Linked DNA regions of Mus musculus: region 2 is linked to region 1. A link is a loop called in an ENCODE intact Hi-C map of the cell type or tissue named here. Cell type or tissue: heart. All regions are shown on one strand.

Region 1 (8,000 bases):
TAGTCACTATGGACTGACTTAGGAGGGAGTCGCAGCAGCCCAGCTGAGTCTAAATGGGCCTGGGTATCACAGGAGAACCACCCGTCTGTCCTTCCCCATCACCGACCGTCATCCCATCCTGACCACCCCCTGTGGGTATCCACAGGACTTAGTAGCTAGCTTCCCCACCATCTGTCACCTCTCCTCCAGGGAATCTGGGGACTAGGGTGAGGGCAAGAGACATGTCACAGGCGTGCCATCTCTGTGTCCCAGCTCAGATGCCACTCTGGTGAGCCTAGAATGTGTGTGGGAGGACAGGGAGGGCACTGCAGCCCTGCTGTTGGCCTGCCTCAGCAGCCCCTTCAAGGCCACCCAGACAAGAAGCCACCAGGCTAGAACAGACCCGCCTTCTTAGTGGGATGGGATTTTGACGCTCTCTGGTGAGAGGGTGGCAGGAAGAGGAGTGAGGAGCCGAGCCTGGGGCTTTCTCACCATGGGCCTCAACCGGCTTCCCATCTGGCACCCTCTGTGCAGCTGACTCCCCATCGCCCACTCTTGAGCCTGCTCCAGGATTGAGGCTTTCCCAACTGCAGGTCCCTCAAGCTCAGCGGCAAACAAGCTTGAGGACAGGCACCTTGGGGGCTGCAGCCTGGCTATGACACGGATGACAGTCTCCCGTGGCTGGGATGGTGAAGTAAGAGTGACCCATGAGGGTAAAGCCAGGAAGAACCAGGTCTGTATTCCCAAGAGGGCAAGGCAGAGCTGCTGGCACAGGTTGCCAACCGCAGGGCCTCTGGGCACCCGAGGCCTGAAGTCCTTCATGTACTCTTGGTGCTTGTGTGTGCTTCCTGGTCTGGAATATGGTCCTGCTGGGGCATGGTGACCACACTGACTAGCCAGTGATGGAGGAGGCTGGCAGCCACTGGCCTACACTGGCCCACGCTGGATTAAGCCCGCTGCATCCTCCTGGAGTTCCATGCACTGTTGCCTCTGGGGTGTGGTGCTCCACCTGTGACTGTGGTGAGGTCTCCACTGCTCCTAGAGATCATCTTCTCAGGGTGGTGACTGTACCCAGGCTGGAGAAGGAGGCCAGAGGTCCGAGTCTTCCTGATGCCCGGTTCCCTCCAACTGCTGGTCCTTCTGCTCCTGGAAGCCTGGCTCGGGGGCTTTCCGGTCTGAGCTGGAGTCTCTGCCGTCGCATTCAGGAGGCCTGCCTTGATCTGCAAGTGCTCCTGGGCCTCCTTGGGGGCATGCATTTGGCCTCTGCTCTTTCTGGCTCCTGGTAATGACACCAAGAAACAGGAAACATAAAAAGCCAGGGTGTGTCAGAAGTCCCCTTGTTCTCCAGGGGTCTCTGAGGCCTGATGAAGGGCCCAGCCTAGAGGGAAGGCCGACAGTCCTCACCTGCACAGGTGTACTCTTGTACCCTCAGGCTAGCCAAGTTCAATGGTGAAGTGGGGTAGGGCCAGCTGCCCATACCCTCAGCTCTTTAACAGCCCAGTGGCCCAGGAACAGCCCCCAGCTTCAGGGAAATGAGTATGAGGGGTGCACCCCTCACTACTTGTGCACCACCCAAGGCAGGGCCTTTGTCTTTCCCTGGGTATGAGGCACACCAGAGGCAGGGATCAAAACTGAAGCTGCCATATGTACCACGTTCTATTGCTGATACCCTGTGTCTCACTTCCCCACCCATGAGATGGGATCACAGTACCTGTTTCTTGGCAAGACTTCCCTAAGGCCTGTTCTAGTAATACCACATTGTGTAAAGAGCTCATGCCAGTCCTGTGTCCCTAGCGGAGACTGCTGATGACAACAGACTCGCTCTACCTCAAAGCTCGAAGGACTGAACTTCTGTGATGGGAGACAGGCATTCGAGGGAATGAGGTAAACAGAACCATGCCTGACTCCAAAGGTCATGCCCTTTCTGGGGAGACCTGGTCTGGACCTTTGGACAGATAAAGTGGACCAGAAAAGGCTAGGCAGCTGTACTGGGTGGTTTTATATCAGCTTGGCACAAGCTTAAGTTATCTGACAGGAGGGAACCTCAATGGAGAAGATGCCTCCTTAAGATCAGGCTGCAGGCAAGCCCCTAGAGCAGAGCATGTTCTTTTCTTTTTTTTTTTTAAGATTTATTTATTATTATATGTAAATACACTGTAGCTGTCTTCAGACACTCCAGAAGTGGGAGTCAGATCTTGTTATGGATGGTTGTGAGCCACCATGTGGTTGCTGGGATTTGAACTCTGGACCTTCGGAAGAGCAGTCGGGTGCTCTTACCCACTGAGCCATCTCACCAGCCCCAGAGCATGTTCTTAACTAGTGATCAATGGGGAAGGGTCCAGCACACAGTGGGTGTAGTGATTGATGGGGGAGGATCCAGCACACAGTGGGTGTAGTGATCAATGGGGGAGGGTCCAGCACACTGTGGGTGTAGTGGTCGATGGGGGGGGTATCCCAGCACACAGTGGGTGTAGTGATTGATGGGGGAGGGTCCAGCACACTGTGGGTGTAGTGATTGTGGGGGAGGGTCCAGCACACTGTGGGTGTAGTGATCGATGGGGGAGGGTCCAGCACACTGTGGGTGTAGTGATCGATGGGGGAGGGTTCAGCACACTGTGGGTGTAGTGATCGATGGGGGAGGGTTCAGCACACTGTGGGAGTAGTGATTGTGGGGGAGGGTCCAGCACACAGTGGGTGTAGTGATTGATGGGGGAGGGTCCAGCACACTATGGGTGTAGTGATCGATGGGGGAGGGTTCAGCACACTGTGGGTGTAGTGATCGATGGGGGAGGGTTCAGCACACTGTGGGTGTAGTGATCGATGGGGGAGGGTTCAGCACACTGTGGGCAGTATCATCCTTGGGCTGGTGGTCCTGGGTTCTATAAGAAGCAGGCTGAGCAAATCACAAGGAGCAAACCAGTGAGCAGCACCCTCCATGGCCTCAGCATCAGCTCCTGCCCCCAGGGTCCTGTGCTGCTTGAGCTCCTGTCATGACTTCCTCCAGTGATGAACAGGACACAGAAGGTTAAGACAAACCCTTTCCAATCCAACTTGCTTTTGGTCATGGTGCCTCCTCACAGCAACAAAAACCCTAACTCGGATAGCAACCACGTTTGGAGGTGGGCCTTGGGCCAGCTGAGCCAAAGGAGTGGGGTTTCTTGAGAGTTCCTACTATGTTTGAAGTCTCTGAGGGATCCCCTCCCTATGTCCCCTACCAGGCCCAGCCTCACTCTGTGGCCCTAAGCTACAACCCTGCATCAAGGACAGGATGGATTCATACACAACCCATTGCCGGTGTCCTTCCCACACTCACCTGTCCTTTCTCTGTGCAGGAGCCACCCCAAGCTGCCCTAGAGTCCTTCGGATGTACTCTCGAGAGCGGATGTCAGCCTGAAGGATACACACAGGTGTAAGCCAGGCCCTGGGCATGTCTTCCCATCCCCAGTAGCCTGGAAGCACATTCCACTCTTTCAGGGGCAGCCCACACAGGCTCATCATGTCCTTTGGGGAATCAGCCCCGCCAGTGTGTAGTTGGCAGAGAGATGCTGAGACCCTCGGGGTTGAGGTGAAGGCTGAGGGACCTGACCTCTTGCTTTTCCAGGATGCTCAGCCTCTTCTCTGACTCAGACTGTTCGTTTTCACTGGCTGTCCCTCTGATGGGTGTCAGCTGTGACACCTGTTCATCTCCAGAAAGGTTGACAAGTTACGCTAATAAAAAAGGGCTTGGGGACCACAGGTAGAGCCACAGAGAGGGACTCAGATCTGAATATGCACCCCCCTCCTCCACCTCTAAGAGCCTGGCCTCAGGAAGCCCCTGGTCCCGGCTCAGATGGGTTTAGCTTAGCTTTGGGATCACAAGACTCACAGACAGCAATAGCTAATCCTGCAGACAGCAGCTGCTCTTCAGCTAAGGGAAGTGGGCCGTGGGCAGTGGGATGTCCTGGGCTGTACCAGAGTCCGGGTTTGCACCAGAGCAGAGGGAAGGAAGACCCTAAAGACAGACACTAAGCCCTTCTTGGAGAACTTTGGGGAAGTGGAATTGTTGGGAGGGTGCTCTGCTGAGGGGCCAGTGGAAAGAAGATAGGCCAAAAGCCACAGCCCGTCCTGCCGGGCCGACAGAGCCTTATTCCCTTCCTCCCTGCCAACCTGGGCTCCCAGGCTAGGCCATCACGTGCTCGCTCTGCATGTGCCCAGGGTTTGGGAGGCTCTCTTGTGACATGTGACAGGTGTGCTCTGGATTCCAGTACTCCAGGTGCTTTGCAGGAGGCTGCCCCCTTACTTGCTAGGACAGAAACCACTGTAACTCTGGGAAACATCACGGCTAACAATGCAGGTCTGGGGCTGCACAGCTCTGGGCTGCAGGTGCTAAGGGAGTGCATCGCTGACTTGCTCTCATTAGATGGCCAGGATGGAAGGGGAAAGGCCTTCTGGGGCTTGAGAGACCACTGCACCTGTAACAGCAGTAACACCCCAGATGAGGACTCAGTTAAAGAAGGCCTTCCTTGGGGGATGACAAGAACTCACTCATTCTCAGAGGCTACCTCTGGGCAGCCTTTCCAGGAGCAGGGCTGAGCATCACAGGATGCACTGCCTGCTGCTGCCCCCTGGAGGCCATCCTGTGCACCTGCAGCTCTCCTGAGGGCTGAGCCTAGGCAGGCTCTGGGCAGTCCAGCCTGTAGCCCTTCCTTCACACCTCCCAAAGACCTCACAGCCTCCAGAAGGAATGGAGTTGTGACCTGAAAAACTGTCCCACAGCTGATGTAGACAGCAGCTGCTCTAAGTCCCTTGCTAGTGAGCCCTGGAACTGTACGCTTCCTGCTGTGGCTGAGTTGCTCGAATGCATCAAATTCCTCCTGAACCAGGGCTTTTGATAGTGCCTTTCCAGAGTCTGGACTGTCCTAGCCTCCTCTAAAGAGTGGTTTTTCCTGGGTTCTCAACCTAGGGTTTGGACAGGCACCACCACGTGACAGGTGCATGTTGGGATCTCAGTTGCATGCTGCTTTCCTGTAGGGTGAGATGACTGGTTAATCAGTGTTGAGCCTCTGGGTCCCTGAACAGCAGCTTAGGTAACAGGTGTCTGGCAGAGCCATGGCCTGGGGTCCCAATTGGTGTCTCTGGCACAAGCACTAGCTTCCTCAATGTAGCCACCGAATGACCCTGTGAGATCCTCTGACCAAGGGTTGCGTCCAACTTGTCCTGCTTTCAGGCTCTCTCATCAAGGGCCTGGGGATCTGTCCTCAGATGCCTGCAGAGACCCACCCCAAGTGAGACTGTGTGATGGTTTGTATATGCTTGGCCCAGGGAGTGGCACTATTAGGAGGTGTGGCCTTGTTGGAGTAGGTGTGTCACTGTGGGCGTGGGCTTTACACCCTTACCCTAACTGCCTGGAAGCAGCTGCCTTTGGAACAAGAGGTAGAGCTCTCTCAGCTCCTCCAGTGCCATGCCTGCCTGGATGCTGCCATGCTTCCCATCATAATAACAGACTGAACCTCTGGACCTGTAAGCCAGCTCCAGTGAAATGAGTGCCTTTGTAAAAATTTCCTTGGTCATGGTGTCTCATCACAGCAATAAAAGACAAACAACTAGGTGGCAATGTCAGTCCCCCCCCCCCACACACACACACAACTCTCCCACTCCCACCACAGCCCCATACCTGGCGTATAGGTTCTGGGATCCGGAACCTACAGCAGTGGTGGGTGAGGCGCACAGCGACCTCCAGGCTTATTCTGTGGCCCACAGAGACATAGAGGGGCTTGGTGCTGTGGTCATGGCTCCTCAGGGCCTGTGGAAGGAGGACAAGCATGGATGGGCAACGTTGCTGTGGAGCAGGACCAGCCTCAGGACTGAGGCTGTGAGGATGTCCTGGAGGGCTGGAAGGAGTTCACAGGGTGCAAGGACTCTGGGGCTGTTGGCCCTCAGGCATCTTCAGGTGGCACATGGGGTGAGGGTAGCCAGAGGAGAATGTGACACAGCATACCCTGGTTGGTCGCAGGATATGTAGGGAACAGGGTCCAGCCCCCACAAAGTGCATGTGTGCACGTGTGCACGTGTGCATGAGCTGCCTTGTGGCATGGCCTAGGTCCCGAGTCTGGGCAAGGCACAGCTTTCTGGCCACTCACCATTCCCAGGACAGTCCCAGAGCTGCCTATCAGAGGAAATGTGTCTCCTCCGGCCTGCAGGAGCACAATCTGGGAAACAGAAAAAAACTGTAAAAATACCTTTTTAAAAACATGTATCGCAGGAATGCTAGTGCACACCTTTAGTCCCAGCGCCAGACAGGCAGAGGGCAGAGCTCTGTGAGTTTGAGGCTAGACAGGACTACACAGTGAGACCTCCATCTCACACAAACTAACAAACAATCAAATCCCAAGCAAAAGTGCAGGTCGGCTAGATACACCATCCTCAGGAGCATCGTTCACCTTCTTCGGGAAGGAGTCTCATTGGCCTGGAGCTCACCAAGAGGCCTTTGTGCCGTTCTGATGCTGGCATAACAAGCACGGCCCCCATGCTCAGCACTTTTTACATGGCTAATGGGAACCAACCTCAAGTCTTTATACGCAGGATAAGCACTTTGCTGATGGAGCCATCCCTCAACCCACTGCCCCTTCTCAAACAGCTGAAGGGCAAACTTGATTCTTTAAAAGATTATCTTTAAGAACAGGGCATGCGTAGATGTCTGTGGGGGATATGAGGGCAGATGCTCAGAGAAGCTGGGGCATCAGATTGCTGGGAGCTGAAGTTACCATGGTCGTCAGCTATGCAGCATTGGAGCTGGGAGCCCAGAGTGGGCCCTGCAAGAGCAGGATGTACTCTAAGTCTTGAGCCACTGCCCCAGCCCAGCAAATTTCATTTCAAAGGCCTAGGCAGGGATGCAAGGTGCCCTCCCAGACCCCACAGGGGCCACACTGAATATGTTGGTGACTGTGCTGAGGTCGCTGCCATGAAGTTCCATCTACTCTGGTAACTGAGGCTTAGAAAAAGGGTTGTGGCTTGCCAAGGCCCCAAGAGGCAGGTGGAGGGCACACAGGTGACACTGGGCACAGCAGTCCATGTCCAGGCTGAAGCTGCCACCTCCTGAAAGCTTCCTTTCTAGCTAGGGGCTTGGCACAAGTCAACCCACAGCCCCTTCCTTCTGGGTGGGGAGGGCCAGTACATCTATCCATCAGGCTGCCATGATCAGGCTGCCATGAGCGGACCTGGGTCTGTCCACTCTGCCAGCTCAACACATAACTCACTCTCTACACAGGCTCCTGGGAACTAGGAAAGAGACAGTCAGGTCTCTTGGAACTTCGTTCTGTGGGATAAACATTATGTCAATGGCTTCCCCTGGATGAAGTGAGGATCTAGGGTAGAAAATGGTACACTGGGGGCAGAGCAAGGACTACAGTCACAATGACAGTAAGCAGGGTCTGCAGGCTGACTGTGAACACCACGGAGGGAAGAAGGTGGCTAGTGTGATATGGAAACCTGGAAACCCTGTCCCCGGGGACTGGAGGACATGGCCCTGCGTGCGTGTGATCCTGGCACAGAAGCAAGGAAGTAGGGGAGACAAACATGGTGGGAGGCACCCAGGAAGCTTATGAGAGCTGAGCCACTGCTCTGAACTGTCCAGAGGCACTTGGAAGGCAGTGCCCAGGGAAAAGTGGGTCTGCTTCTGGGTAAGACACCAGTGACGTGAGGGTGTGCCAGCAGGCCAGGCTGGAGCTGAGGTGCCCCAAGAGGTGGCTAACACAGGCACACCTGGTTGAGTCACAGGGAGTCCCAAAGCCCTTCTCACCTTCTCCTTGTGCAGAGCATTGTTCTCCAGTCCATCCACCTGCAGGAGCTTCTTGGCCACCCCGATGCATGGCAGCTCTGTAAGGACACCAAGGTGGCAGGCCACCCCGAAGCCTGCAGGGGAGCAAAGGGCGAGAGTACGGTGGCGGGGATGGGATGGGAGCCAGCCACAATCGCTCATCTATAGACGCAGACTCTTGGCCCAAACTGACTGCACTGTGAATGGGCCCTCTGTCCTGAAAGCA
Region 2 (8,000 bases), 260 kb before region 1:
CACAGTGGCTAACTTCTCATATCCAGCTGGGTTTTTTTGTTGTTGTTGTTGTTGTTGACTTTTTTGTTTTTTGTTTGTTTTTTCCAGACAGGGTTTCTCTGTGTAGCCCTGGCTGTCCTGGAACTCACTCTGTAGACTAGGCTGGCCTTGAACTCAGAAATCCGCCTGCCTCTGCCTCCCAAGTGCTGAGATTAAAAGTGTGCGCCACCACCGCCTGGCTATATCCAGCTGTTTTAACCCATAAAATGAAGATAACAGATATTTAAAACCAGAATTATATCGATTAAACAAAAGGCCTTAATTTGGTATATAAGGGAAACCCAACACAATTAATTTCTCTCCTGCACTCACTCCTCATCAGTGAAGAGACAGCTAGAAATGAGATGGTGAGTCTTTGGCTGACATTCCGGCCTGGGGGCAATGACGCAGGAGAAGGAAGTGATGCTGAGAGGACTCAGGTGGGAGCTGCATGTCCACCATTGGAGGAGAGCCAAGAGCCCATAGAAGGGTCAGGGCAGGAAGGATGGCTCCAGAGCCAAACAGCGTCACCAGCTAGACCTTGGGGAGATCCAGGACTAGGGCAAGAGGGAGGACTGAAGGCAAGGGTTTATGTTTACTTAAGAATCAGCAGCAGGGGCTGGTAGCTGATCCTGAGCTGAAGTAGCTGAGCGGTAGACTGCACTTCTGCCATGCATGAAGCTCAGGGTTCAAAACATACAGACACACACACTCACGAACACTCACAGACACAGATATATGTGGACACATGTGGACACACAGACAAAGACACATACACACAAACACACATGGATACATACATAAAAACAATCGGTGATAGGTACCAACTTTGGCTCAGGGCTTAGGATCTAGGGACGTACTCTTGAGCAGGCTCCTTAAGGTCCGTAAGTATTGTGAGGTAAATGCTAGAGAGCCCAGGAGCGAGCATCTTGTTCCTACTCTGGCAGTTCTTATGCCAAATGACCAGGAAGAGTCCCAAACAGACCCTCCCGTGAAAGCGACTCCTCACAAGGCAGTCGCAATGTGTGGTCTGCACCACACACCCACCCCTGCTACCTTATGCCAGGGAGATAGCTTTTAATTTACACTTCATTCATTTGCCCTATTTCTCTTTCTCATTGCTTAGCTTCTTTACTCCAGGAGAGTGCATATGGATGAGGGTAACATGCTCCTAATGGAGTGCTTTCCTGCCTTGAACTGTGTGTGATGCCCAAGCAGCCCGTGGTGCTCACTCCTGTGAAGCAGAGGCTAAGATGCTTTTTGCCTCTTCAGCTTTCCCAGCAAGGAGTCTCCTTTGAGCCTGAGGTGGACAGAGGCCCCCTTATCTCAGCTGCTCCGAGCCAACAGCACAGCAGCATGGCTTCTTAAAGAGCCATACAGTGTCTGGCCTCTTCAGTCCCGACATGCTGCTCATGCTCTGGCAGAGCCTACTGCACCAGCCGTGGTTCCCACCGCATGCTTCCCACACTGTGCGAGGAGGGCACTGCTCATCCGCCCTAGACTACATCTCTAGCTTTCAACACTCTAGACTGCAGAGAACATCTGCTAGCACCTGGACCTTGGGCTTCCTGCCTCCAGACTGACAGCAATACATTTCTATTATTGATAAATCAGCTTCTCTTGTATGTAGGGATGGCAGGTGAACATACAGGGGCATACGTGTGATATAATTTAGTCATGCTCAGGGGCTGCACCCTGTTTCTTGGGTTGTGGGGACCATGTCTGCCCTCACTCAAAGGTCCGGCTGCACTAAGTTGTCTCTATCCTCTAAGCTTGACTTCAGGCCCATGGCCAGGATAGGAACATCTACTCAGAACACCCTCCTCCAACTGCCCCTTCTAGGACAAGCTCTCCATCACAGGAAGCCCCAACAGAGAAGACACTGTGCTCTCTCCCTGCTTATTGCCAAAGGACTGATAGAAGCGTGTCCCTCTCCATTAAGTCCCCAATCCCAGCAGACAACCACTTGGACTCATAAATCCTTATCATTTGCATACTCTGCAGGCTACTTGCAACACAGAGACATTACCTCATGGATAATGGAGACAAAGGCTAACAAAAGCAAGGGCTAGTGTGACTGTGGCACTAGCCACATGGTGCATGGAAGTGGCTTTTGAAGCCTATTTAAGCCTGTTCTGTGTCACGAACAGGGGCATCAGTAGTATGAATAGCAAGAAGTCAGGAAAACAGAGGATCATTGTCTGCAGGATACATTCAGAACAAAAACAAAACAAAACAAAAAACAACGGAGCGGTGCTGTGCCACCATCTGCACAGGTCCTATGTGACAGCACAGTCCTGGCATGCCATAGATGTCATCTGAGAGGCACCTCAATGCAGTGTATGTGAAAGGAAATGAGGCAGCTTCTACAGCCACCACCAGAAAAGTACCCCTGACTATTCACTGACACAAGTGTCCATGACTGAATACAGAGCTGCAAACATCAATGTACTTTAATGGAACTCGGCAATATCGCTGATAACAGGTGTCAGCCTAGGCACACTACGTGCACATAAGTCAGACGAGCAGAAGCACATTAAAGATACACACCGGCAGGTAACAGCCCAGGAGCGACTGTTCCCTAAGCATGAGATCATTTAGCTGCTTTGCGGCACAATTTCCAACAAGCACCGGAACTAATTTGAAACAAGGTGATGATGGTTTGTATCCTAAGCAGACAGTAAGTTGTTCTGCCATTGTCTGAAGCCAGACAGGAGGATGGGGGGGGGGTGTGGGGAGGGAGCTGCTCTCCTAGAGTCCCACACAGTCACAGTACAGTGAAAACCCTACTGTGAGCTGAGCTGCACGCAACCACAATCTCTTTTGTACATGCTCCTGTAGATAGAGGAGTGTGTTCTGGCCACATGCTGCCCTTCAGCCATACTCATGCAACCTCAGGTGCTAGGCAGTCGGCACTGACAGGACTCCATTGCACTACACTGCTCACCGAGAATGACCCGCACACTGTGTTCCATTTTAGATTAGCATAGGAGAGGAGTGTGAGCCAAAAGAAAATCACCACAAGTCAGGAGTCAGAAGTCAAAGACACCTGTTCTGTAGATAAAACATTCACTCACTACACATCTCTGGAGAAACAGCACACACTGCAAAGGACACGGGTCCTAAAGCTGCGTCAGCGCAGTCCCTACAGAAGCAGCGGCCTGGAGGCTACTACTGCTGCTTCCACTACTGGGCCCCAAACTGGGCCTTGTGAGAGCTGAGTAGATGTGAAAGACGCTGGGCTTTAAAAATGCTGCTACTTTCCTGTCTACTGTTTCACCTACATGGGTGACCAGAAGAAATGTCCATGTCCTCTCCTGTGTGTACATAGCTCAAAGACACCTCCAGGTCCTACCAGCACACCTGCACTGACTCTCAGTTCTGGACACTGAAAGTCTCAAACCAGAGAGTCCTCTCCAGTGGTCCCGTGAGGTCTGTGACCTGTATGCTGTTTCTTCACTCAGATATATATGCATACATTTACATGACTAGTACTGCACAATATTTGTGTTTAATAAAAAGTAATGCACTATAAATCTAATACTGTTTCTTATTTTTTCACTCAACATTCTACATTTAAAAACACTTAAATCAACTTTAATGAGATACAATTTGCATACGATAAAATAAACCAGTTTGAGACTTCAGTTTGCAGCAGTACTGTTAAGCTTCTGTCGTCCCCACAGTCCACACAGATGACATCCCATTGCCCCTTACTGCATCTGGAGACAATCTTGTGCGTGTGTGTGTGTGTGTGTGTGTGTAGTGTATGAGTGTGTGAGCATGAATGTGCATGTGCACATCTGAGAGTGTGTGTGTGAACACATGCATGCACGCCTGATCCCATCACAGCTGCGGCTGCCTTACCTTTGCGTCCTCTGGTCCCTGGCTAGCCTTCCTGAGTTTAATATAATGGAGACCCACCATCATCCTCACAGCGTGCAGTGGTGCAGCTGCTCTTGGTCCAGCAGCAGCTGTTACCAATAACTTGCTGTAAGGGTGGAAACCCCATTTCATCCAGCCTTCTAGCTCTCCCTGGCTCTCAGAGGAAGAACAGGGTTAACTGTTCCGTAAGGCGTAAGTGAGGTGCAAGGTAGTCTCTGTCTTTGATTTTTTTTTTTTCTTCTCCATATACAGCTTCTACCACCAATTCTTGAAAAACAGTCCTTCCCCATGAAACCATTTAGGCACCTTTGTGCAGTGTGTACACGGCATGACTGTCTTGTGACAATGGCTTTACGCTGAGTCCAAACTGTCCTCACCATGCCCTCTGTGCTTCTATGTAAGGTTTAAAGCCAAGACTTTGACTGGGACAGCAAAGATCAAGTTGGAGAAAATTAACGTTTAAGAATACTGAATTTTGGCTGGATATGGTAAGAACATATCTGCAATCTCTACACTTGGGCACTGAGCACTGCCAGTAACTTAAAGCCTGCCTAACCTCCATGTTAACCTGTCTCACACAAAGGCACACACATAGAGCTGGGTCTTTCCATCTTTACAGAGCCATTTTCTGCCTCATCTTTAATCTCTGTGATAATTCAGATTTGTGAGCTCAGGCCTTGCATGCATTTTATTATATTTGTTATATTTATTCCCAAGTACTTCTGAATCTTAATGGCTACAAGGTAGTAGTTAGAAAAATAAAACAATTCTGATTTCAATTCTCTGAGGTTCCGGTGCCCTGCTGTAGAGGGCAGTCAGTCTCAGGGGCTTCCCTGTCTTCCCCATACTCCCACATATATTACTTTGGCTTCCTGTTTGGCAATATGACTGCCTACTGTTTCTTTGGTTTTTTCTTCCAGCTTTCCACAATGTCTGTCCTTCCAGTGTGGTCTGAATAGGGTGTGATGTGCACCTTTCCTGTTTGGGGGCTCAGCCTGCGCAACCACTAAATCCCAAGCCAGGAATGGTGTTTGCTTCTCTTCCGATAGGAAAGGCTCCGAATGCCCTCTCTGCCATGTCTATGGCTTCTGAGGAGGAGAACAGTGTTGCCAGGGACAGAAATGAACTGGCTTTGGACTTGCAGGCACTCAGGTGACATGTACATCCTGAAACAGTGAGACAAGGGGACTGTGCTGCACCCAGATCTTAATGTCTCTCTTACTGCTTCTCTCCATTTCTTCTGGCTGGTTGGCCAGGCTTCCAGTATTGTAGTAGACTACAGCAATCTGCCTCTTCACCTGCAGATGGAGGCTTTCTCCACTGACCATGGTGTTTGCCTCACATGTTACACAGGCCCCACGCCCTCAATGAAGGTATGGATTAAGCAAGCAGAGGTCTTGGCTCCTTCCAAAGCACCACCGCAATGACAGCAGGAAAACACACCAGCAAAGACACCAGGGAGGGTGTCACCAGTACCAAAGACACCAGGGAGGGTGTCACCGGTACCAAAGACACCAGGGAAGGTGTCACTGGTATCAAAGACACCAGGGAGGGTGTCACCAGTACAAAAGACACCAGGGAGGGTGTCACCGGTACCAAAGACACCAGGGAGGGTGTCACTGGTATCAAAGACACCAGGGAGGGTGTCACCAGTACAAAAGACACCAGGGAGGGTGTCACCAGTACCAAAGACACCAGGGAGGGTGTCACTGGTATCAAAGACACCAGGGAGGGTGTCACTGGTGTCAAAGACACCAGGGAGGGTGTCACCAGTACAAAAGACACCAGGGAGGGTGTCACCAGTACCAAAGACACCAGGGAGGGTGTCACTGGTATCAAAGACACCAGGGAGGGTGTCACCAGTACCCACAGAAGCAGCACAGGTGGAGGTCAGAATGTCAGCTCTGAGTCCGGGCACTAGTTCCTGAATCCTGCCTACGAGTTCCCTTGGGAGCAGCCTGCAGGTAAGAGCTAGTGTTGGCACAGCCTTCACAGGCTTGTGGGAATACTGTGCACACGCTGGGCGTGCAGTTGTGCAACCGATGCTCAGTAAATCACAGCTGTGATTGTTACCCAAATCTTAACTTTTCCTTCAGTTACACTTAAGAAACAGTGGGCCCCGGAGATGACTCAGAGGCTGAGATGCTACAGTGCTACGACACCGTCAGCAGAGCAGAGTCTCAGAGAGCACGAGGTCCAGGAGACAGGCTCCCTCGGGCTGCAAACCCTAACTCGTTACTGTGGAGGCAGCATGGGGTGCTAAGCAGCTCTGCACTCAGAACTTTGGCTGAGATTTTGTTATTGGCTGCACCCTTCCCTGACCTTTTCTCTATCTCCATTTCTCACTAAAGCCTGAGCTGCACTTGCTGCTCATGTGCTTTCAATGAATTCAGCCTGAACATTTGTTACTTCAAGTTGCAGGACATGATGGCACATTGCTGTAGCCCAGCATGCAGGAGGCCAAGGCAAGACTGCAGGTTCCTGAGGTTGGCAACGCTCTGTCTCAATATTAACAACAATAACAAGCTAAATAAAAACCAATCAAACAAAGTATTTCTTCTTTAATCCCCAACCTTTTCTTTCTGGGTCATTTTTACACATTAATTTTTTAAACTAGGGTTTCAGGCATGGGTTGAGAAAGTTAGCACAAGGTATGTCTCTCCCAGCATTCCTCTAAACCCTGCCTTCTCATGACTGAGTTCCATCTACTATGTGTGGTCGGAGATCACAAGACAAAAAGGGAGATCCTCTGGACTTATTATAGATGGCTCCTTTGCAGTATAGACATAGTTTATTTGATAAATGGCCCATACATGCTCAAAAATGTGGATTCTTTGTTGCATGGATGGTTGTGTGTGCGCGGCGATGGACCTGGGTAATTAACCTATTATTAACCCCACCCCTTGGCTGGAACTTTCTCTCAGGAGCATTCTGACCGGGCTCCTGACTCAGCTCCCCCTGCATGAATGACTGTAGGTGGCACCTCTCAGCTTACGACTGTGTCAGGTCATACTGCTGCGGCTGCCGTCCTCCCCTGCCCTCTTGCTCCTTTTCCACAGTAAAGCACTTTGCTTTGCTTGCTCAGTGCCACCCTGGGCTCTGCGTGGACTCTGGCGTCTGCCGCTGTCTTCTCAGCCTTTATGTTTCTGTCTTGCAGCTCATGAGGGCTGCACCTTTATGTCTTCGTCCCATAAGGATCAATTGCCACCCACTCTTGCCACAGCTCACTCTGCCACCTGAGAGCATTTCCTAGACTCTATTCCTCTCTTTTTTTTTCTTTTCTTTTTTTTCTTTTTTTTTTTGTCCTTCCTTCCTCCATCTGTATTCTCAGCTTCATATCACAGAGCTGGACATCTCTAGCATGGTGACATATCTGCTTTCCTTGGGAGAGGTCTTCACCCACCTGTCTTCTTGCCTCTTCCTTTTCTCTACACTGGTAATTCATCTTCCCACTCTCCTAGCTCTGTTTTCTGAGTAACTTTACCCAGAATGCTGCTTTCCCTATCAACCAACCTCATTCTGCGCCACACAGAGAAGCAGTTGAATCAACCAGGGAAAGGAGGGGATGGCTGTAGTCAGTCAGAAAGCCCCCTCAGCCTGCCCTTGCCTATCTCTACTGCCCATGCCTCTATTCTACACTTGCCGCCTCCAAGGTCTCTGTCTGCAGCTTCTCGTAGTGTGGTTTCTAAACTCCAGTGACATTCAGACTCACTGGGGAGTCAGCAGGCAAGGCCACTCTCAATAGTTTACATCTTTTTCTTATGACCAAAATCAGGGTATCCATAGCACGCTGTTCTCTGAGAGTGGTGTGATTTTCATCTTAACTGAATGAAAATGGAGCCTGGGACACAAAGGGTGTAGCTGAGCAGGGGAGAAACATCCTGAGTAGGTACATGGAAAATCGTGCAGTTTGGGATCTGCATGGGACCAGAAGATAGCTGGTTTCAGATGGTGAAGCCAATTCTTCACAGGAAGACCGAAGGTCAGACTCTTCAGCACTAAGATCAAAGGGCACTAGTACAACTCTGTAAGGCAGGTGAGCCAGACAATAGCCTTAGGCAGGTGAGCCAGACAAGAACCTACGTTTGTGCTTCTGG

The links. Hi-C counts contacts between places; a loop is a spot of excess contacts. Peaks named below come from ENCODE experiments on the same cell type or tissue, not always from the same donor. Only the 100,000 strongest peaks of a DNase experiment are listed, where the experiment ranks them.
Region 2: a loop joins it to region 1, with 2.9 times the contacts of the local background. A loop is called at or near these places in 2 of 42 quality-filtered maps.

Annotation. Positions count from the first base shown.
Region 1 is chr11:119,500,460-119,508,459 of GRCm38, reverse strand. It overlaps Endov (endonuclease V), which reads right to left. Exons shown (of 9, transcript NM_001164636.1): 5 at 7,757-7,869; 6 at 6,099-6,167; 7 at 5,633-5,761; 8 at 3,293-3,369; 9 at 1-1,258. The coding sequence ends at 1,033. Among named protein-coding and RNA genes, the nearest start is that of Endov, 13 kb to the right of the region's middle. In heart, no CTCF peak of the experiment used is centred here; a DNase peak (open chromatin) is centred at 4,589.
Region 2 is chr11:119,761,176-119,769,175 of GRCm38, reverse strand. All of the region lies in intron 6 of Rptor (regulatory associated protein of MTOR, complex 1), which reads right to left. Among named protein-coding and RNA genes, the nearest start is that of Rptoros, 69 kb to the left of the region's middle. In heart, a CTCF peak has its summit at 4,691; a DNase peak (open chromatin) is centred at 2,935; H3K27ac peaks cover 217 bases.